2 separate regions of the Homo sapiens genome follow, and region 1 is linked to region 2. A link is an interaction called in ENCODE POLR2A ChIA-PET data of the cell type or tissue named here. Cell type or tissue: PC-9. All regions are shown on one strand. Each heading gives the region's core, and the rest is flanking DNA. Links, peaks and the distances in the headings are about the cores only. Region 1 overlaps MAML2 (mastermind like transcriptional coactivator 2). Region 2 overlaps MAML2 (mastermind like transcriptional coactivator 2).

The links. Peaks named below come from ENCODE experiments on the same cell type or tissue, not always from the same donor. Only the 100,000 strongest peaks of a DNase experiment are listed, where the experiment ranks them.
Region 1: POLR2A ChIA-PET joins it to region 2 with 8 read pairs; 4 of 35 experiments call an interaction of 5 or more read pairs at or near these places.

Annotation. Positions count from the first base shown.
Region 1 is chr11:96,079,228-96,090,715 of GRCh38, reverse strand. All of the region lies in intron 2 of MAML2 (mastermind like transcriptional coactivator 2), which reads left to right. Among named protein-coding and RNA genes, the nearest start is that of MTMR2, 160 kb to the right of the region's middle. In PC-9, for the core only: no CTCF peak of the experiment used is centred there; no DNase peak of the experiment used is centred there; H3K27ac peaks cover 322 bases.
Region 2 is chr11:96,273,268-96,284,755 of GRCh38, reverse strand. The region is part of intron 1 of MAML2 (mastermind like transcriptional coactivator 2); the gene reads left to right. Among named protein-coding and RNA genes, the nearest start is that of MIR1260B, 62 kb to the left of the region's middle. RefSeq lists an enhancer at 4,975-5,034. In PC-9, for the core only: no CTCF peak of the experiment used is centred there; DNase peaks (open chromatin) are centred at 5,035 and 6,155; H3K27ac peaks cover 5,090 bases.

The sequences.
Region 1 (11,488 bases), core at 1,561-9,560, 190 kb after region 2:
CAGCCCTTTTCTACTTAAGAAGTGTGTTTTTAAAAAATTATAGATTTTGGAGAATGGACTTGGAGTACAGACATATATATACACACATATGTTTTTTTACAAAATTCCTTTTTTAACCCAGGGAATTTTGGGAGCATTTAAAAACAAGTCGTAGAACTATTTTCTAATGCTATATGCAGGCACTTTGATTTGGATGAATGTAGGTTCAAATTCTTACTCTGACAGTCTTAGCTGTGTCACCTCAAGGGACTCACTGAACTTCTCTAAGCCTATTTCCTCACCTATCAATAGGAGTGAAAAGAAAATCTCCTAGGAGTGTATTGAAAATAAAATGAGGTAATTCTCAGTCCAGAGTCTAGAATAAGTTGATTACTATAATGATTATGGAAAGAGCCATAAATCACCAAAATGTTATTTTTAAAAAAGCACTGCTATTTTATAGGAGAGGCATTGGAGTAAATCCCAAGTTCTAACATAACCAGTATCGGGGAAATAAATAAAAGAGAATTATCTCTAATTTTTCACTATCCAGCAGCTTGAGTGTATTGCAGTTTACCCTTTCTAGGCCCAGACTTCTGACCATAAAAATGGAAATTATAAATAATGAGATAGCAATGAGTTAGCATTTATAACCGGCATGACTTCTGCCTCCCTTACTTGTGGCATCTCATTTCATCCGTATGAGGGAAATGCCATTATTTCCATGTTACGAGTAAGAGAATTGAGGCACAGAGAGGTTCAATAGCTCTGGTGCTGACGGCCAAATCAACAAACATGTTCCAATGCCTTAGATAATTTTTTACATTCTCCTAGGGCATATGACATATATGATACAGAGGTAATTTTCATCTCTTCCAAAAGGCCCTTAAAAAGTGGTGGAAATGTGGCAGTATTTCAAGTTAAGGGCCTCTCTTCGATACAGGGAGTAGCCACCCATTTAAAGCTTTATCCCAGCTTTATAGACTGAACCACATTGTCCCTTCCAGATCAATAATTCTATAACATATGATCCCAAAATCATGTGGCTGAGTTTTAAGCAAGTATACTTCAGCTGTGTAGTCAAGTAAGTATTGCCCTTTGGAAAGCATTCACATTTAGGAGGGAAGTATACACATTCTGATAATGATGCTATTGTTCAATACAGCTATAGAATTTTCTCTGGGGATTGTCTCTAGGGCTTATAGCACATTTGGTAGATTATTACCAACACAGTAACATTCATCCTATCAGGGCAATTTTTGCAAACAGTCAAGTCAGGTAATGCTGCTTTGGGTCAAAACCAAGGGGTAACTATGATGTGACAAGGCTGCATTGCAAGTGTGGTGTGTGAGCTTTCTCTGAAGGCAGTTAAAGAAAGTGAGCTCCTTCTCAAGATGTTAATTTTGGGAAGCAACTTGTATTTGATATACATACTTCTAAGGTTCTTCTGATTCTCGTTGTCTCATCCAGTGTGTTGGCATGTATTCTCAACTCAGAGTAGTTTTAACTCTTCCATCTATAATAGACAGTACAAATGTCTGTTCTCATTCCAGAACAGCTAAATCTCTGTTACCGATGACCAAAGTCATGGGTAGGGTGGGGGATTTGGAGTTAAGCAACTCTTAAATTTATCAACTGAAACATCTTAAAGGAAAACACTAGTCATGTATTTTTTTTTTCTGCTTGTCATACTCACTTTGTGTCAAACAGGACGATTTACTGTGGGATTTGTTACTTGAAGCTCTTTAGCCTGATGAAAATCTTGGTTCTCTGCTACAAATTGGTAGACTAAATTTGTTGATCAGTTGCTTGCAGTTCACCTCATAGATATGCAAGGTGACCTTCCCTTTACCTGTCGGAACTCTGAACCCAGACAGATCCATATTTGCAGCTAGAGACTGAATGTGGGCAATTCCTGTGCCCCTTCTCTTTTACTGTGTACCTACCTCTATTTTCCTACAGGTAAATGATGCCTGAGAGATGGATGCAGCATAATAAAATTGTTTAATAAATCCTTATTGCTCCATGTTTGGGGTGGTTTTAAGTAACCTCTTCTCCAGAGATGGGGAAAACAAATGCTATTTGGTGTTTTACAAAATGTCTATAGCAGACTCTTGTCTTGCTAATATTTGTAGCTTGGCACATGGAGATACCTCTTGGCTATAATTTTCTTCCCTTCCTGATTTGAGGATTATGGGATAGGGCAAGACGGGGATGCAATGAATGCATTTCTGATTTATCTTCAAGTCAGTGAGCACTTACTTAAGTTGTGAAAGAGTTATTGGCTGATCAGGGCTCATGAGGGTTTAAGCCAAAAGTGCTTACCTCTTGAACCAAAAAGTGATCTTTTTCAGAGCTATATAATCAGTCACTTAAAAGTGTGAATTTTTTTCTAACATTGGATCCATGCAACTCAAGTGGATTCTATATTTGGCTTAGAATTCTCCCATATCTAAAACTTCTTGGAGGGAAGGCAGCCAGTGAATGGATGGTTTGTTATGACTGAAACATAAATTTGTACATTGCCTCCTTAGTTTAAAGCCAAGTTCCTCAATCATATATTAATAACCTCACCCTACTCTCTCTTCCTAGCCAAGTTTATCCTTCTCTACACCATATCAACCCTTGGTGTAAATCAGGCACATCTCCTAATGTTCTCTGCCCCACTTCTTTAAGGTAGTATTGTATATATCTAATCTTAAGGATGAACACACAGAAAATTGTTTCCAAATTGGCCTGGGTGGCAGTGGGGAAATCAATGTAACTTTCATATGCTGACAATACCTCTAAATCCTTATAATTGTCCAATGAAAGGGCCAGAGAAGAAATAGAAATCTTGTATCAGCTGGAAACGCCTTTTCCAATGGGAAAATAATCATGAATTTGGTGTTTTGCAATAGTATGATATCCAAGCCACTCCTTTGCTGGATCCTAGAGGTTGCCTGAAGGGTAACCCAATTAGGCTGGTGCCAGAGTTTGGGTTCATAGGCTAGAATAGGTTAGAGGAAGTCAGGAGCCTGGAGGGCCAAAGTAAAACCAAGCCAAAGTCCTAAAAAAGCTGAGAAACAAAATTTGTCAGTATATTCAGAACAAAGAAGGAGGCTAAAAAAATGGTGACATACCTGCGGTCAAGGGTAAATATAATGACATGAAATCTATAGTGAAGATGGGATAGAGACTCGAGAGATGGTAGGTGATCACTGCAAGTGACTCTTCACCATTTGATGATTTCTTTATAACTCACCTTGGCTGACTCTTGGCAAAAGGGAACAAGGTTGATACAGACATACTGTGGGTTGTCTGTGGGAGGCCAGGAGCATTATGTTTACATTTTCATTTTATTTTTGATATTTCACCATTTATCTTTTAAGTTACAAAGGAAAGAAAAATTTGTCTTTAATACTCCGTGAAACTAGTGCTTGACTAGAATGTAGAGTGAATTTCCAGATACATATGTTGATATAATTAGTATTGAAGAATCATAATTGGAAAATTAGCAGGAGGAACTTGGTGTCTTTTTTGTTCTTCTGTCGTTATTCTGTTGGTTGGTTGGTTTTAACATTAGCACTAACTTTGTGCCATATACGAATAACTCAAATGGTAGCTATAATCAACCGTTTTTCACAGGTGAGGACACTGATGCTCAGAAAGATCAAATCACTTGCTCAGGGTTATGGTTAGTAATTGGCCTGATTTTACAGTCAGGGCTCATAATTACTATGCTGCCTAAATTAAGGAAATAGGTAGAGGTGGTTTGGGTTGTGCTGTCAGGGCCTTCTTTATGATATATGTTTGAAATTTCACTGTTTTCTACAGTCCCAGGCAAAATCACCACCTCGGGAAAAATTTAGGTCAATTCGAATGTAGGGAGGGATCTTTAGTCAAATTCACACTGACCTTGCCTTATCTGAATCCACAGATCTCTCAGTTTCCTGATATGCCTACCAGGAGCCATGAGCTTACTGAATATTGCTCCATTCTTAGCTCTAGCTAAGCTTCTATTCACTTGTTTAAAAACATATTTATTGTGTGCCTGCTATTTGCCAAGCACAGTTCTGGATTACTGATGCTACACCTGAGATCAAATAAGAAATTGTGGTGCAGTAATGGAAGTGTAAAATTTTCAGAGTTTTTAAAAAATTAAACAATCAGATTGTTTTCAAATTGAGCTATTTTCATCATATTGCAGGCATATTCTTGTTTCTATTGCTAGGCTGATTTGCTGCTGGGCTTCTTGGTACCTCTGTTCCCAGATTAAAATGGGAAAAAAAAAACACAAGGAAGTGAGAATGCAGTTTAATTTTTAAAGCAAACATTTCTGGAGTTTTGTTAGGTATTTTACATAATAAAGAAAATTCATTCATTCTCTTTCTCTTTAACATCATCCATTCAAATTTAAGAATCTTTTCAGGATTACTGTTAGAGTTTCACAATGGGATGAAACCATAATTCTTGCCTTCATTCGTTCATATGATGAAAATGTATTGAGCACCTACAATGTGCCAGGAACTGGGGATTAAAAGATTAAATGACCCCCTTCATACTCATATAATCTCAAAGATCAGGAAAACATGGTTCCTTCCCTGGCTGAGCTTTTGATCTGAAGGAGGTATCTGTCCTTATTACTTTGTGAATTCCCATTGAGTAATTACATTACGTTTTCTCAATCCTTAACAATCCATTCTATATAAGAAGTGAGCAAAAATCATGTGGGCATTTCCCCTAAGTCAACAAATTTCATTTTAAACATGTTTTTTAACCTTTCACAGAATAGAACTCTCTTTGCTGGATATTCTACTTTATTTTCTATTTTATTTTGTTATCCTAGTATGTAATAGCTCAGAGCACAATGGAGTGAATTTGTGTAAGGCAACAATTAACTCCTCTTTCCCTCCATAAAGAAATGAACACAATAACAAGAAGAACATGTTAGCCTTGGGATCATAATACATACGGTTCAACTCCACAGTTAGGGGAATGGCTTCTATTATTCTCATTCCAAGGTCTTTGTCTGTGTGTCACATCCATCAATAAGAGCTGTGCATTTAAAGCATTAGTGGGTAAGTTAGCCTGTTGAATACCAAGTTTCCAACTAGGGAAAGAAGGGGTGTAGGGTTAAGAAATAGATTTGAACCTGGAGATGGAAATGCAAGAGGGTTAATGGAAAATCTGACAGATATTTAACTGTAATGTGCATTAATGTAGGTGACTCAAACAATCCCCTTTGCACTCATTCTAATTAGTTTTGCCTTTTCTAATCAGATGTCAGTTGTTATCAGTTTGGTAGAAGGGGGTGGTGGTTCTTTTTGTGAAATCCAAAGGAGGCAAAAACCCATTTAGCCAGTTCACTAATCAGTAAATTTGCACATTAATGGTTAATTAAAGTTAGGCACAAAGACTTGAGATTCAGAAGGTGTTTACTATAAGGAGTTCTGGGTTTCAAACAGAAGACCGTACAAATGTTTAGACTAGTAGGATCAGAGAAGTGTAATGTCAGTGAATCATCTTAACCCTTTTACATTGTGTCTCAAGCAGGAGAAACCAAACTTAAACACACACACACACACATACGCATAGCCTAGGCAGCTCTCTGGATACTAATTAGAGAACTCTGGCTGAATGTTTGCATTTGATGCAATGAATCTGAACAATAAAGTGGTGCCTAATTCTCCAAGCAATAAATTAAGTTGAACATAATAGAGGGAAGCCAATGACTGCTTCCCTGTGCATCCTGCTAAATCAAGTTTTCAAGATCCTCGATGATGAAAGAACAGGGGTGGTTGACCTGTTTCCCCTTCATTCTACTGTGAGTTCTCTCCACCCTTAACCACTAGCATTTTCCACAGTTTGCTTTTCACGGGCTCTTAAGTTCAGCTCCACCTTTATGAAACATGAATTTCATAAACAGGGAGCTTACTGGGTCCTGCTTGGTAGTCCACAGGTCTGTGTGGGTGAGCACAGGAGTGTGTGTATCGCACTTTCTGGTCTTTGGCTCACGTCTCTACTGTGTGACTCTGAGTCTTTGTCCAGTTCTTTCTCCCCTTGGCTGTACTCTCTCTTCTTTGACCCTTTCCCTGCAGACCAATTTTGAACCAGCCTCTTTGCCCTGACTGACTTAAGACTGTTTCATCGCAGGCCTTGAAAGGTGGAAGGGTGGGGACATGTAGCCGCTGGAGTTATTATTGGCAACAGTGGTGAAGGGATGTTCCCATGCTGGGAAGAGGCATGAGGCTAATAAGCTGGCCAGCCCATCTCCACATCCCCCAGTCTCTGGATGGACATGCCCTTGGATAAAACATATCCAGAACAGCTTCTGACCATTGTTCCTGCTTGCCTCTCATGCTTGCTAACTGGCCTGCCTCCTTCCAGTCTTGCCAACATGAAACCAGAGTGAGCATTCTAAAATAGGAATTTGATCATGTCATCACCTGCATAAAACCTTTAAATGGCCTTCATTTTCTCAGGAGAAAGTCCAACTCCATAGGCAGCTTATAAAGCCCTGTATGATCTGAATCCTGCCGAAGTCTCCAAAGTCATTGGTTTTCATTCCCAGCCTTTCTCTTCCCTTGACTCCTACCCATTCACCCATCCTCTCCCCAAACTCATATACACTCTACACTTAGCAACCTTCATAATAAATGTCCTCCAGTTCCTGAGAAGTGTCATGCTTTCTCTCACCCCCAGGTCTTCAAATACGCTGTTCCTTCTGCCTGGAACACTTCTGATCTACTCAGCTTGGCTAACCTAATCCTAAATTTTCTTCAGTCTCAGCTAAGACTTCATTTCCCCCAGAAGGTTTCCCTGGTCTCCTAATATGGATTAGCTCCCATCCTATATGGTCTGGTAGCTCCCTCTGCTTCTTCTCTTTGAGCATGGATTACCTCTCATATATCTTTGTTCTTGTGAATCTCCCCCAACTACACTGCAAGCTAGTTGAATACAGGGGTGGCATCTGTCTTATTCACCACTGTATTCCAACCCCTAACACATCTACTATGTTGCAGGGACCCAAAACTTAGTTGTTGAACATGTGGACAAATAAATTATACCATTGACTTATCGTCCTTTCTTCTGTTCTGGGGCTTTAAGAGCCCATCCCCTCCCCCAACAGAAGTTAGGAACAGGAGCTAGCACTTCCACCTTCCTCCATACCAAGTCTGCTCTCTAAACAACATTTGCCCATGGACCTAGTCTTAGTTTGAGTCCTAGTCCTTCCAGTTCTAGTCAGAGCTGGAAAGCAGAGAATTCCCTCTCAGCTGCCCCATGGATCAAATCTATGAGATGTGATTCTGAAGAGGCCCTATTGATGGGGGCTGGACTGGCCTATATGCTGGGGAAATCATACGGATAAAAGTAAAGTAAGAGAGTTTCACTGAGGATACTCCAAGTGACTTTTTTTCTCTCATCCTGAAGGCAATGGAAAGTCATGAAAAAAACTGCACAGGTAGTTTATAAGCAGAAATATAACTTGTACCTGGCAAAAGGTAATCACTTAATTCAAATGCATTGAATGTCAGTGAATCAAAATTGCTTTGTAGAAAAGTCACTCTAGTAGCAGGATAAAGAACACACTGGAGGGGGGCAGCTCCTACCGACATCAGAATGTCAAGAATTCACCCATCCTCTGTCTCATTTTCTCCCTTGCACCCCACGTGCCACTTCTCAGAGGCCAACATTGAACTTCAGCTCTTGCTCCAGGAGATGTATTCCATCAATCATTGTATCTTACATCTTTACTCTCTCCTTTCTATCTTCAATCATGTTCAAACCCCAGCATTCTTCAAAAATGACTTTCATTAACTCTTGTACCCCTTTGAGCCCCGTTTTGAACCAGGCTTAGAACCGTTGCAGTCAGCATACTTCCTCTCTCCCTTCCCAGGTGCTACTGCCGACACCACTGCATGACCATCCACGTCTCTGCCTCCACTGCTGCTGCCTTCGTGCTTTGATACTGTAATTCTCCTTTTTACCTCCTTCTTTCCAGCTACCTTGTCCCTCCAGATGGTAGTTGGACAGCGTGTCTAAGCAATTCTGCCTTGCTCCATACTCCTTAGGGATGAGGCCAGTAACTGGCGTTCTAGTTATCTCTATTGCTTTTGCCAGACCTCCTTCCTGGAATTGCAGCTTTACCCCAGATACAATCATTTCCTGGGGCTCGACCTCACAGCGTCAGCTCTCCTCCCTATGAATGCCTTTTGCCCTACCACTGTCTGATCCCTACTGGCTGTAACATCCTGTCCACTTTGTTAGGCAGTTCTGCTGGTATCTTGGAACCCCAGCCCTTCACTCTCTCCATCCCCTTCCCTGAGTGTCCATGTTGCTATAATCACTCCTTTTCATGAAACAAAGTTAGTTTCTTCTCCCTCTAGTACCCACAGCACAGTGCAAACCTTTCAGTATAGTTCTTACCATACTGTATTATAATTTCGTTTAGGTCTCTGGTCCACCGAACTGTGAACTCCTGGAGGGCTGGGACCATGACATTGCTTTTTCCCCTCTCTGAACTCACAAAGCATTTTGCATCTCTCATTACATTCATTGCTTTCTACCTTGAATTGTAGTTAAGTCCATACCTTAACCCATCTACTAGACTTCAAGCTCCTGGAAACCATGTCTGTATGTAATTGATCTTTGTACCACCAAGGGCAAACACAGTGCCTGAGAGAAAGTGTCAATATACAGGCAAAGAAAAAAAGGCAGGACAAAGGAAAGAAAGAAAAGAAGTTATGCGATGGGGGTGTGTGTATATGTAGGCTGTATAATCTTGAAATCAACGAAAATGAAATGGGTTTGAATAATTTTATATGAATTTTAATATAAAATATACATTATTGAGAATTTATATATTACTTCAAAACTGTTGCAAATATCTTCATGTCCATGTGACTCTGGCCAACTTACTTAAATTCCCTGAAACTAAGCTGTGTCATCTGTAAAATGACAATGACAATACCTGTTTTTCAGGATTGTTGAAAATTTTCCATGGTGCATGAAATAACCCATGAGATATACAACGAACACAGGGCCTGCGCCTTGAAGGCAATTGACAAACGTTAGTTTGCTTCTCATTGCAAATAAGCACCCTCCGATAAAATAATACAAATTAAATATTAGTAGAAACTTGCAATGGGTGATTTTCAAAACTGAGCCCTCATTTAACTCTGAGTTTCCAAGCAACTAAGGTCAAAAGGAAGAATGTGGGAATACAGAAGTTTTTTTTTTAAATATATGAAAACCATACACATTCATTAAATGGAGGCAAATTTTTCCTGGAAATAAATTCAAAGGTACATTTATCATCAGGGGAATTAGGTAACTTGATGGACATCTTCCACTGGGAATTTTGGAAAGACACCATGACACTGTTGACTTTGATGTTTCTGTTTTTAAGCTGCATTATAAAATCTTATATGAATATTATAAATATTCATATTCATAATGAATATTATGCTTTAATTCAGTATTATACTTTAATTCAGTAAAGGCTTTCCTCCAGGAAGCTGAGATAATGTGGTTATAGGTATAATGTTTTCGGAAGATGTATTTCAATAGTTTTCACACTTTCTTTTAGCAAGAACACGTCTTTCATCCCTTATCCTCCTCCCCACTCCCTCACCCCCTGCCTTTTCAGGATTTTCCTAAGGCACCTCCCAGAACTTTAAGTTCCTTCAGGACTTAGTTTGCAAACCAGTGTTGTAGCTTAACCCATGAAGAGGGCATACAGACCTTATAGGAATGCATAATTAAAATGCCCATTATATTGCCTCACTCAAATAACAGTTTTCTCAAACGAGTCTCTGGCAAACCCATGCATTATGTAAAATGGATTAGACCTGAGGAGTGTCTACCTCAGAATCAGGTTCAGGTTTCAGGGCCAGCTTTCTGAAACCTTTCAATATGTGATAATCTTACTCCTTCAGATAGAACAAAACTATGAACTCCAGGTATGACGCCTGCACTTCCCAGACGAAACTCATTCAAAATCACCATGAAGAAAAAACAATTCAGCAATTGGTGTAGTTATTTATCATTCGGCAAATACTTAATCATTGCCTATATGTGGCAAACCATGCCAACTGCATGAGAAATGTAATAACTGGGGTATGCTGTGTGGTAGGAAGAGCATGGGAATGAGAGACGTAACACAAGAAGTCTGGACCCAAACTTGCTGCTAAGGATTTTACCTTGACTCATCAGGCCTTGCTCACTGCCTTTGTTACAATTTTATTCTATTATTTTGAATTTTATGATTCCAAAATGCAATTACTGTCTTCATGTTTAAATTTGAGTCTTACCTTTATCAAAGTAACACGTAAATATAGTTTGAAAAGACAAATCATATTAAAATGCAAAAGCTATTCCCTGGCCCCTTTTCCCTCACTCTTTTCAGTCTCAGGAGGAAACCACTTTCATCATTTTTAGTTGCTTCTCCTGGTATTTACCATTATGTGCCTAAATGCATCCATACCTGATACCTCTTGATTTATTAACTTTAGGCCGTATCCATTACATCTTATTATAGTAGATGAAGATTTTAGTTCTATTTTCAACCCTTTCTTCCTCTTCCCTTTAGCCACAATATAGTCAGATAAAAAATTTAGATAAGTGTTTTCAGAATTTATGAAGGGATAAATAGTATTTACTGCTGAGATAAGCAGTACACTGTAATTATAATTCTTATCCAGGGGTCATATACCTAACTTTTCTTTCATTTGTGAAGTTTCCTTACATCTCTGGCTGTCATCTCATACCATCTAACAGCTCTGTGAAACATTTCTCAATATGTTTTCCACACTGATACATCTCATCTCCACAGCAGCCCTCTGTGCCCAGCCACAGCCTTAATGGGTGTTCCCTAGGCCTGCTGATACAGCTGTCGTCCTACGACTTCCTGCCACCATATTTAGAGTCTCTTCACTCCTTTCCTTGATCAGGTTCCCTGTTTCTGGATCCCTTTTGTCTCTCTATTTGTTTGTTTACTCTCTCATTTTGTTGCATTTCATCTGATGGTCGCTTCCTGACCAAGGGCGTGTGAAGGGGAAAGTGTTAGAAGCTTCCTAGGTGTCTTTGGTGCCACAGAGTATGCAAAGAAGGGATAAGGAGGTAAGCCTCATTTGTTGAGCACCTACTATATGCCAAGTGCTTTCTCCATGACATTTCTAGGAAATAGAAATAATTTTCTCCTCTTTGCAGATGAAGAGGTTGAGAGTGGAGTGGCTTAGTAATTTGCTTAAGGTTAAGCAGGTGGCAGAACTGGAATCCAGATCCATGTTTATCTGATTCTTGCCATTCTCCACACACCGCATCTCTCAGCCAAAAAGCTTAAATACACAATCCTTGCCCTCAAGGAATTTGCTCAATCATGTGTTTAATCCAATGTCAGATAATTGTTATTTTTCTGGGCCTATTTTCTCCCTTTTCACATGTGTGTGTAATATACATGTGTATGTATATAATTTAAGTCTGGTTAAAGACTTAAATTATTTTCATAGTCCCAAGTACATCAAGT
Region 2 (11,488 bases), core at 1,206-9,205:
TGATCCAAATTCATATTTTTCTTTCATCAATTCTAAACTGCGGTTGCTAATATTCCTGAAAAACTAATGGTGTTTTGCTAGCAGAGTTCTGGTCTTACACAGTAGGAGCTCAGAAACTATTTGTAAGCCAAACCAAATGGTGTCACAGTTACTTTAGCACCATCAGACTGATGTTGACACCTCAAAACCCAGTATTGCAATCATAAAGAAGAATTGCAGATTCACTGTTAGGTTTCCAAATCTCACCTGTGGAAAAGAGCTTATCAATTCAGTGTTGAGAACCAATGAGAAGAAACTATTGTTAACTTGGAAAGATGAAACCATTAAAAGAAGCAAAAGCAACAGAAGAAAAACAGGCTGAAGATGGTGATAAGTTTGATACGGACTATGTTGTTAGAGATATTAGGAGATAAAATATCCAAATGGAAGTGTTTATTGGGTGGTTGAAAATATGGACCTGCACCTCTGGAGAGGATTCATATTCAGGAACAGTGATTTTGAAATTACACATATGTCTTTGAGGAAGAAATTTGTGGGAGTGGAAGATCTTGCTAAACAGACAAATTGAAAGTGGTACACATCAAGAAATGGCTACATTTTGAGTGTATGAGTGGAGAAACGACTTTCCTTCAGCCAGTTGGCAAGGGAGAAAGGAGTTTTAAGAATGGAAGTGATATTATATAGTCTCAAATGCAGCAGAAAGATGTAAGAGGATGAGAACTGAAAGAAAAGTTTGATAGAAGGATATAGTTGATTATCTAGAGGGCAAAATGATAAGTACTTTCAGTAAAGTTTTGAAAAAGGAAGACAATTGTGGATTAAGTAGGAGATGAGGAAGTGGAAATAACTTATATATGGTATATAGAAGAAAGTCGTCCATTAGAAGAAAGTTAGAGACCAAAAAATCTCAAATTTTTGTTTTCTAGGTTAAAATAACCACTTTTATAAAGCAGAGGTAAATCAGCAAGTAGAGAGGAAGAGGTCGAAAATGTAAAAGAAAGCAGGAGTGAATCACTAGCATATAATAGCTCAATGAGGAATGATCAGCGACCCTTGTGAATCCAGCTGGACTTCAGAACGTAGAGGACAAATGTTGGTTGGTCTAGTGGGTTCATGACTTAATGTGTTCCTCTTCTCTTTAAATTGTAGGCCCCAGATACATTTCTCACATGTTTAAAGATTTCTCCAGTTAGATACTTCAACTAAGAAATTTTTAGTTCTTCAAGGCAAAAGGAATCATTCATTAGTGTTTATTTTCACTTTTGGAGAAAAAGATTGTAGCACACAAAGCCTGCATTTTGTTTTTGTTGGTATAATGGCATCTCATGGTTTCTTGATATTCTTCTATTTCCCATGTCAAGTGTTCTAATAAACGTTGTAGAAAACAGTATTAAACTCACACATCTACAAAAAAATGTGCTAAAGAGTGAGTGCCCTTACTTAATTTCTGGTTAATAAACTAATGTGAGATTAAAATAGACAAGGAGAACTGTAATTGCATTTTTGGTGTGGACAGCAAGGTCTGTAGAGAGCACAAAGTTTAACAGGTCTGCAGTGAATGAAAAAGAAAAACCCCCACACCTTGACAGTTAACATCACTTTAGTTTATGGCTTGTTTAGTTTTAAATTTTATAAGTGATCAAAAGTTAAAGTTTGTGGATTACACGATCTTTCATTCGCCCTTGTTGATGGATTGGTTCCTGCTTTCCTGAGTTTTTAATGGAAACAATTATATCATATAAGAAACTATCTCACTTGTTTCTATTCCCTGGCATCATATATGGAAAAATACAGCAGTTAGTTGAATTGTCTGCTAGAAAGTGGCCTTTAAAGGAAAATATAAGTGGAAGAAAATTTGCAAGTGTGTACATTAAGGTTGAAGTGAAAAGGGGAAGGGAGAAGGAGGAGGATGACTGAGGTCACATTCCAATTTTTGAAGATTATTTGCTAATGTTCATGAAGGAAGTTACAGTTGCCTCTGAAATGTAGTACAAATTTTTTGAGGTCATTTAAACTTGTATTATAAAATTCAACATGATTAGAGATTGTAGGGAAATCATATCTGACCTTGGCTATATTGTCAAAACAGAATTTTCTATCTAATTTGAATCAAGAAACCTCACTTTTTCCTGTGCAATTGAAGTGAGTATTTCTGGCAAAAAGTATGTCTTCTAATCTAACAGTAAGATGGAGAGATAATTTAAACAAACAGCTTCAAGATAAAACTAAAAAATTAGAAAAATTGCCGCAGATTTCAATTCTGCTTTGATTTTGAAGACCTGGAGAGTGGACATCAGCATACTTTGTTCTACTCAGTAGCTATATTCTTGAAAAGTTGTATCTGAAACCAAGTTCCTTACTGAAAAATAATTTAAATCCACTCAAATTGCTTGAGCTAAAAGAATTTCATTGTGACTCTTCTTGTACAGTGAAGAATGCCTTCATAATGATCATGCCAAGTACATACATGCAGTCATTATTATTATTATTATTATTATTTTTTTTTTGAGATGGAGTCTTGCTCTGTCGCCCAGGTTGGAGTGCAGTGACTTGATCTCCGCTCACTAAAAGCTCCGTCTCCCGGGTTCACGCCATTCTCCTGCCTCAGCCTCCCGAGTAGCTTGGACTACAGGGGCCCGCCACCACGCCCAGCTAATTTTTTGTATTTTTAGTAGAGATGGGGTTTCACCATGTTAGCCAGGATAGTCTCAATCTCCTGACCTCGTGATCCGCCTGCCTCGGCCTCCCAAAGTGCTGGGATTACAGGCATGAGCCACCGCGCCTGGCCTACAGTCATTATTTTTCAAGTTCTGATTTATTTGTGATGGTAGTTTGTTTGCTCAGTAGATCAGGTCTTTTTTGTTTTTGTTGTTTTTTGTTTTGTTTTGAGACAGGTCTTGCTCTGCCACCCACGCTGGAGTACAGTGGCACAATCAGAGCCCACTGTAGCTTTGACCTCCCTGGCTCCAGTGATCCTCCCACTTCTGCCTCCTGAGTAGCTGGGATTACAGGTGCATGCTGCCACATCCAGCAAATTTTTAATTTTTTTGTAGAGGTGGGATTTTGCCATGTTGCCCATACTGATCAGTAAGTCTTAAACTGGTGATCCCCTCTACTTCATTGCAAAACTCATTGATATCCCCAAAAATCAAAGGCATATTTTAATATTTCTCAAAACCAGGGCTGCTAACTCAGCTGACAAACAGGGAAAAAAACTATTATTCCTTTTCCCTCAACCAGTGCCTCCCACTACCCTGCCCAGACCCCAGGGATTCCTGGGCAGATACCACTGTGGGCTACCCTAGCCAGCCTTTTGCAGCCCCATTCCTGCTTGCTTCCCCACACCTCCCCAGCCAGAGCAGACCTGGACCCCAACAGAAATATTCACCCCTAGCGGCAACACTAGCACTCTCTTGGACAAATGTTTAGTGATCTATCCATCACCTGCCACCAGACCCCACTTCCCTTCCATCAGTGGCTATTCTCTGTTGACTGACTCTTCCCTGGAATCACCTTCACATGGTGATTTGTGGGAATTACAGCTCCCATGTTCTTCTGGGTTGTTAAATATTTTGAATATTACCCCCATACATACACTTTTTATGATAATCAGCTTGAATGTTCAGTCTTTTGATACATTTTAAAAGAAAATTCTTAAGTACACATGATTTGAAAACTTGCAAATAATGCATTAATTTGCATTTTAATATTAATGATGCTTAATGTACTCACTACATTGGAAAATACTGTTACAAGTTTTATTAGTTCATTCATCTGAGAGTTAAACTGATATACATATACATTGTTCTTACTTTGTATCAAAGATATGCAAAATACTTGAGTACAGAAGTAATGATGAAGTACCTACCCCTCTGGGAGCTTATAGCTTAAAATGGGATATATATGAGATAAATGAGAAAGGTTTATACCACAGAATAACATTATGTAAATCAATTTAACCAAATAACAACACCAGAGGGAAAGGACTTTTAGCTACCACTCATCATTATGTCCCAATATAATGTTCCAGTTCATGTTGCAAATAGGGCAGCACCCTGGCTATTGTGTGGTAGTCTGTAAGTAGTGAAATAGCTGTGGGGTAAGGCAGTGAGTCTTTCACCTTAGGGAGGGTGCGAGCCCAGACCCACTTGACCATCTATCACAAATCTTGCTGAAGTTCTAAGATCCCTTTCAACTACAAATTTTCATGCTTCCATAGAATCATCCCTGACCTCAGGAAAAAATACAAAAATGGAACAAACAAAACAGAATAGTAAAACCTGAAGTAAGAAAAAAAGAAATGAATTTGACATTGTACAGATCAGGAGAAAGAAAGTTCATTAACAGTTTCAAGATCCCTGCGTTTTCACCCAGCAGGAAACAAATTACCATGAGTTAAGGTGGGGAAATTACTGGCAATTCATTGCCTTCTTTTAAAGACTTTAAAAAAAAATGAGTAAATAATTTTAGACTATTACCCCCTTTCCATGAGAGATACACAGCTAGTTAAACTGCCATGCATATTAATTTTTTGTTTTCATTTTATTCCACCTACCAACTACACAGTGTCTGCTTTCCAAAATTAGTTTGAAAGCCAATGACCTGTGTTTGAACTGGGTGAAATAGCATAGCAGTTCACACCTGGAATAAAAGAATGATTGTGTGTGAGTCTGTTAATGGCTGTGTAGAGCTATATCTCTATATGGAGCTATATAAAAATATATTTTATACATGCCAGATTCATTTAGACTTGAATTGACCCTGTGGTAAAGCAGCAGGAATAAAATATTTTTTTGATAAAGCACTCACTCAAATAGAGAAATGAGCTCTTGCAGTTACCATTTAATCTGTGACTTCTTTTTGAGATGCAGAAAAACTCCATTATAAAGTGCTCAGTTCATCCAGGGACACAGACACACTGTGGGTTATAACACACCCTCATCTGCATGGTGAGGTACATGAGTCAGCTGCTCTTCTCTCAGGAGGGTGGCTTTAAAGCTCCACAGTCATGCATGCTGCCAATTCCAGATTGTCCAAACCTGTAGGTTAGCAAGGACACAGGTGAGCCATAGGTATGACATGTTCATAAAAAGAAAAATATATTTTAATACAAAACATGTCAGGGGAGTGGAGAGTGTCAAATTGAGGACAGGAGAGACCTAGATTCAATGCCATAGTTCTTGGCTAATCTCTGAGAAGCTTGTTAGTCACCCTCTTTCTCCTTCCCTTACTCTCCTGTATCTTCCCTTACATACTGCATAGTCCCTTGTAATTTACAAGACATAAAATACTTCCTTTGTTCATCTGTATACTGAATGTAAGAATGAACAAAAGGTCATCATAAGGACAGCCTGTGAGTTTATGCACTGCATACTGCAAATGACCCACTCCAGCAATGGGAAGACACCCCTAACATTGCTTCTCTCCTTATAACGAAAATATTATTCATCATCAGCTTTAAAATGGATCTTCTCACTCTGTGCAGTCTCCGTGGTAACGTCCCATAAGCCCAGGGTTTTAAGACCTTTCTCCTGTGCTCTAAGCCTACATATCTAACTGCCTAATGGCCTTTCCACTTGAATGACACATCATTCAGTTTCAGTGTCCTAAACTGAAGTTTCAACTCCAAGTCTGTTTTTTTCTCTTGTAGTCTTCATGTCAGTCAATCAGTCTTTTATCCTAACCAGAAATATGTGAGTTCTCATGGATTCCTCCCTCTCACTCACTTTTCAGTTCTATAATCACCCAGTTCCTACATTGTTTGCATCTTAAATATCTCTTCTAGTCCTCCCTTCTCCTTTATACCCACTGCCACTGCCACAATGTTAGCTCCTTCAGATCTCATATTTTCTCACTTTTATTGCTATAGACATACCCCCCGCAGTTATCCTACCTCTAGGCAAATCCCTTCCAAAATGCAGCTGCCAGTGTGATCTTTGTAAAATGCTTTTATGATAAAGTTCAAACTCATTAGCAAAGCACACAAAGACCTTTGTGATGTGGTATTGCTGAATTAAACTACTGGCAGCCCTAGAAAGGTAAAGTGTATTTGATGCTTCTGTGCTGTTCCCTTAGCCCAGAAAGCCCTTCCAGTTTCTGTTTAGTAAAGTCCTATTCATCTTTCACTACTCAATGAGTCATAAGTAATCCCATTAGGAAAGCCTGTGTGATCTACCTCCTCCCTAATTTGCCAGCTTGAGTTTGCTTCACCCCTTCATAATACTCAGTCAATCATAATGTCTTATAATCCATCATAGCACCTCACACAATGAACTCCAATGTCTGGTTTGTTGGGATGTCCGCCTTACTACATTGTAAGCTTCTTAAGGGTAGAAACCAGTTCTGATAGGCTTAGGGCAGTGACCACCAACAGAAAAAGTACTTGGTAAATGTCTAACACAATCTGTTTTACTTTTTCCAGAGCACGAGGCATGCATGAAAGAGATTAATTTACTCCACATGGGAAGTTACTACCCAGGCTTACCAAAAGGTCAGGTTTATATAAAGTGGCGTTCCTTTTTTTCCCCCTTAGTAAGACATTAAAAAAAGAAACCACAATTGAAAAGCCAAGAGCTATCTGTGATACGGAATATGAACACAGAATCAGATTCTCATAGCAGCTAAGCTGTTCCCCAGGCAGTGGTTCTCAAGGTGTGCTTCCAAGAACAGCAGCAGCAGCGGCATCACACATGCAAATTACTGGACTCTGCCCCAGATCCACAGAATTGGAGACTGGGGATGGGGCTTAGCATTCTGTTTTAACAAGTCCTCCAGATGATTCTGTTGTGTATCTAGCTTGAGAATCACTGCCCTGGAGAATGGAAAAAAAAAAAAAAAAGTTCCCACAGAAGGGTTTTAGCAGTTCTAGAGCACCTACTATGTGCCAGGCCATTTATTTTGTTTACCTTATTAACTTTTTCAGGATACTAAATTAGTACTTCAGGATTTAATTCTTCTAAGATATCTTTTATTCCATTTTAAATTATTTTAGAAAGTTCTAATTTTTTTTTTTTTTTTTTTTTGAGGCAGAGTGTCTGTTGCCCAGGCTGGAGTGCAGTGGCATGATCTCGGCTCACTGCAACCACAAGCGATTCTCCTGCCTCAGCCTCCCAGATAGCTGGGATTACAGGCGCTTGCTACCACGCCCTGCTAATTTTTGTATTTTTAGCAGAGACGGTGTTTCACCATGTTGGCCAGGCTGGTCTCAAACTCCTGATCTCAGGTGATCCACCTGCCTCGGCCCTCCCAAAGAGCTGGGATTACAGGCGTGAGCCACCGCGCCTGGACAGTAAGTTCTAATATTTGATAGTAGAATACAGTGATTGTACTTAGCAACAATATTTTGTATATTTCAAAGTAATGGAAGAGAAGACATGAAGTGATACCCACAGATACAAATGGTAAATACTCGAGGTGACAGATACCCCAAATACCCTGACTTGATCATCTCTCATTCTGTGCGTGTAACAAACACTCATGCATCTCATAAAGATGTAAAATATTATGTATCAATAAAAGAAAAAAAAATCGAGATACAGAAGTCCTAAGTTTGCTATAGTTCCTGGCCTGGTAAAAATGGTGTATCCTCTACATGCCTTTTCTCAACACATTCCGTGGGTGACTCCTCTCTTTTTTATACTGAGTATGGCACTGAACTGACACTTTAAATATATTGCCTTGTATCATAAATATCTGAGCTTATCTTTCATGCTGTGAGTTTTTACAGAGCATGAATCCTGCTCTGTGTACAGAGGCCTGCCGCACTCGGCTTTAGATAGTACCTTGCACGTATGAGCTAAACACTTGATAAATATCAGTGGGATGAGTGCATAAATCTTACAATATTTATCATAGTACTATCCAGATTTAGGTTTCCTTTAGGTTTCCACTATAACTGCACAGAGCAAGGATTAAAAGCTTTTTTTTTTTTTTTTTTTTTGGGTCTGAGAAGCTATGGAGAGGAGGAAATGGGAGAAATAATTATGAAAATGGGGAGCTAACCACATTTTTTTCCTCTTCTGTTTTTTAGTAGCCTTTTCGCAAGCCACTTCGACCTGATTGGTGTTTTAAAGGCACAGACATTGCCATTTCAATGTGTGGATCCATTTAACTACGTGGATCCAAAAAGCTAGTTCTTATGCTCTGCCTCAATTATAAAATCTTCTTTGGCCTAAACTTGGCCTTGGAACTATGGTTGTCGGTACAGGCTGGCATGACCCTAAGGTGTCACTCTCAGCTTTTGAGGGTGCTCTGTTCAAAGACAGACAAGGACTTTTCTTTCCTTAAATGCGGTCCTCTGTGACTTTGCTGTTTTAGATTTTAGGATTAAGTTTAAAATGTGTTGGGCACTGACAAGGATAAGAAATTGTTCTTCCTGTCCTCTCTATAGGCAGAAAACCATCTTTTCCAAGAGAGAGAGATGGCAAGGGTGTAACAGCACAGTTCAGAGTTATCAGTCAGCAAGAGTGAATGTGCATAGCCTTCCTCTCAGTAAAGTGGATCCATTTGAAGGAGAAAAAGGAAACAAAAGTCTCTGACATTATATTATTCTGTCAGTTACTGCTTTCTCTAGAAGTAGAGAATGGACCAGGAAACCGGTAGCTGCTTTGATATTATTTTACCTTTTTCCTTTCTTGAGAATTATAGATTCTGTACCTGTTTTCATGGACATGAGATAGCAAAATCCCCTCAGGCACAAGCATGTGAGGGAAAACTGATTTCCCTGCTATCTTCCTGGCTAGAACATTCTTACTTAGCCTACTCACCATGCTAGACATTTTCCAGTCGTTCTAAAACCCTCTTGATGAAGGAATGTAAGTTCCTGGAGCTTGGAAGTAGGACCTTCTATGGGTTAAAATATTTAGCTCTTACCCATAGTGAAGAGCTAACGACATTGATGATATGGCTAATTATAATAGATATAATTAGGTAGGTAAGTTAAAACAGACATAGAGACCAGCTGAAGAGTCTTTATTTTTATTGATTTGTAGGATAAGGAAATATTTTTATATGTGCTATTATTTCTATGGTAGGAATGTTTAACTTAGGGAAAATTAATGGAAAAACAAAGCTTTCTACACTTCTCAAGTGTCCTGCTTCAGGCAGTTTTACCTACAACAGCACTGATGTTGAATTTCACTTTAAGTTGTCACATGGTCTGAGTTGTACAAAAAGAAAGAAAAATTCTGGCCGGGTGTGGTGGCTCATGCCTGTAATCCCAGCACTTTGGGAGGTCAAGGCGGGTGGATCACGAGGTCAGGAGACCAAGACCATCCTGGCTAACACGGCCATCTCTACTAAAAATACAAAAATTAGCTAGGCGTAGTGGCGGGTGCCTATAGTCCCAGCTACTCGGGAGGCTGAGGCAGAAGAATGGTGTGAACTCAGGAGGCAGAGCTTGCAGTGAGCAGAGATCACGCCACTGCACTCCAGCCTGGGTGACAGAGCGAGACTCTGTCTCAAAAAAAAAAAAAAAAAAAAAAAAAATTCCTTAGTGTTTGGATAAAGAAGAAAATGCAAAAGTTAGGATATGTTTAAGAACTCATTCATTAATTATATTTTTAGCCATTATTCTAAAGGGATCTGGGCACAAAGGTTATTCTCTGCAGCATTTTTATTATAGCAGAAAGGGGCAAGTAACCTAAATGTCCACCCATAGGGAATTTATTAAATATATTATGATACATCTATACAATGGAATATTATGCAGCCATTAAAATTGAGATACAATACATATACATTAACATGGAATTAGTGCAACAATAAATTAAGTGAATAAGTAGACTTTAAAATATGTATAAATGAGCCCATTTATGTGAAATTATACATATCTAATATGCACATATATACATTGAGATTCATGACAAGTTCATCAAACTATTTACAGTAGTGATCTCTAGGGTATTAGATTCAGGTGATATTTATTTTCTTCTTAGACCTTTTAGCAATATTTGAATATTTACAAAAAGAATGCATTTTTTTCCAAATTAAACATCTAATCCAGATATAAAAGAGTTAGACATATGAGCTATATAGCTCATGAGCAGCATCTGTTTCAACTTATGTTTTATTTTTCCAATGCAATTCCACATTGCTAGCCTTTTCATTAGTAATAGTTTAATTAATTAATAGGTTTAACTAAACCTATAATTAAACATTAATTAATACCTAATTTAATATTTCTGGTTTTTAAAGTTTTCATAATAGAAATAACTACATAATTCATAAGGAATAAGGACAAATAAAAGAAATACTCTAAAACTTTATAGTTAACAGAGAAACAAAAATACAACAACAGGAAAGCTATAGTAGAGAGAAAGAGACGTGTAAAGATGTCTATAAAGAAAAAGATGAGAAATCCTTTATAAAAGTAGGGGCCAGGTGCGGTGGCTCACGCCTGTATTCCCAGTACTTTGGAAGGCCGAGGTGGGCCGATCACAAGGTCAGGAGATCGAGACCATCCTGGCTAACACGTGAAACCCCGTCTCTACTAAAAATACAAAAAAATTAGCAGGGCGTGGTAGCGGGCTCCTGTGGTCCCAGCTAGCAGAAAGGCTCACGCAGGAAAATGGCGTGAACCCGCGAGGCGGAGCTTGCAGTGAGCCAAGATGGCGCCGCTGCACTCCAGCCTGAGCTACAGAGCGAGACTCCTTCTAAAAAAAAAAAAAAAAAAAAAAAAGGAAAAGGAAAAAGAAAAAGAAACAAGAAAAAGAACTAGGAATAAATGAAAATACCAAGAGAGACTGCAACTAAGAAAGGAGACAGGATAACAGGATGATACTATCTTATAATGAATGGGAATTACATGTTGTAAAAATGTAAAAATAAGGATTTGACCCCTGCAACAATCCAAAGAGTTTAGTAAATGAAAAGTTTTAAATCTCCATTTGATATATGAAAAATGAAGGCCTGGGAAAGGCAAGCATCTTGCCTTATATCACAAATTTGATATGGAGGCTGGCTATCTCCTTACTTGTTATATACCAGGCATCCTACAAATTGTCTTATTTAAATCTCAATAATTTAGGGAGTATCACCCCCATTTTGCAGATGAGAAAACTGAGTCCCACAGTCATAAAATAGCTTGCCCTAAGTCACATAACTACTACATAGACTAAACTGGACTCTAACTTAGGTCCCTTATTCATATTTCCGATGATGTTTGCTTTCTTTTTTCTTTTTAGCACTATGGAGAATAACTTGCAATAGAAAGAAAAAATATGAATAAGATAAACAAGGATAAGGATGAAAGCTACAAAAGAAGAAAAAAAGTTCCAAAATTAACAACCATTTGTTTAAACATATGACAGTAAATTACTTCATTTGCATGAAATTACTATTTTGGGGTAGCCTAATTTTTCCCAGGTCAAATATTGGTGAAGCCCAGTAAATTGTGTTCCTTTTAATCTAATTTGAACTTTAAAAAAAAATACGTTTCAAGAGATAAACTTTTTTTCCAAAAGTCATTTACAACTTTTATGGGGAAATA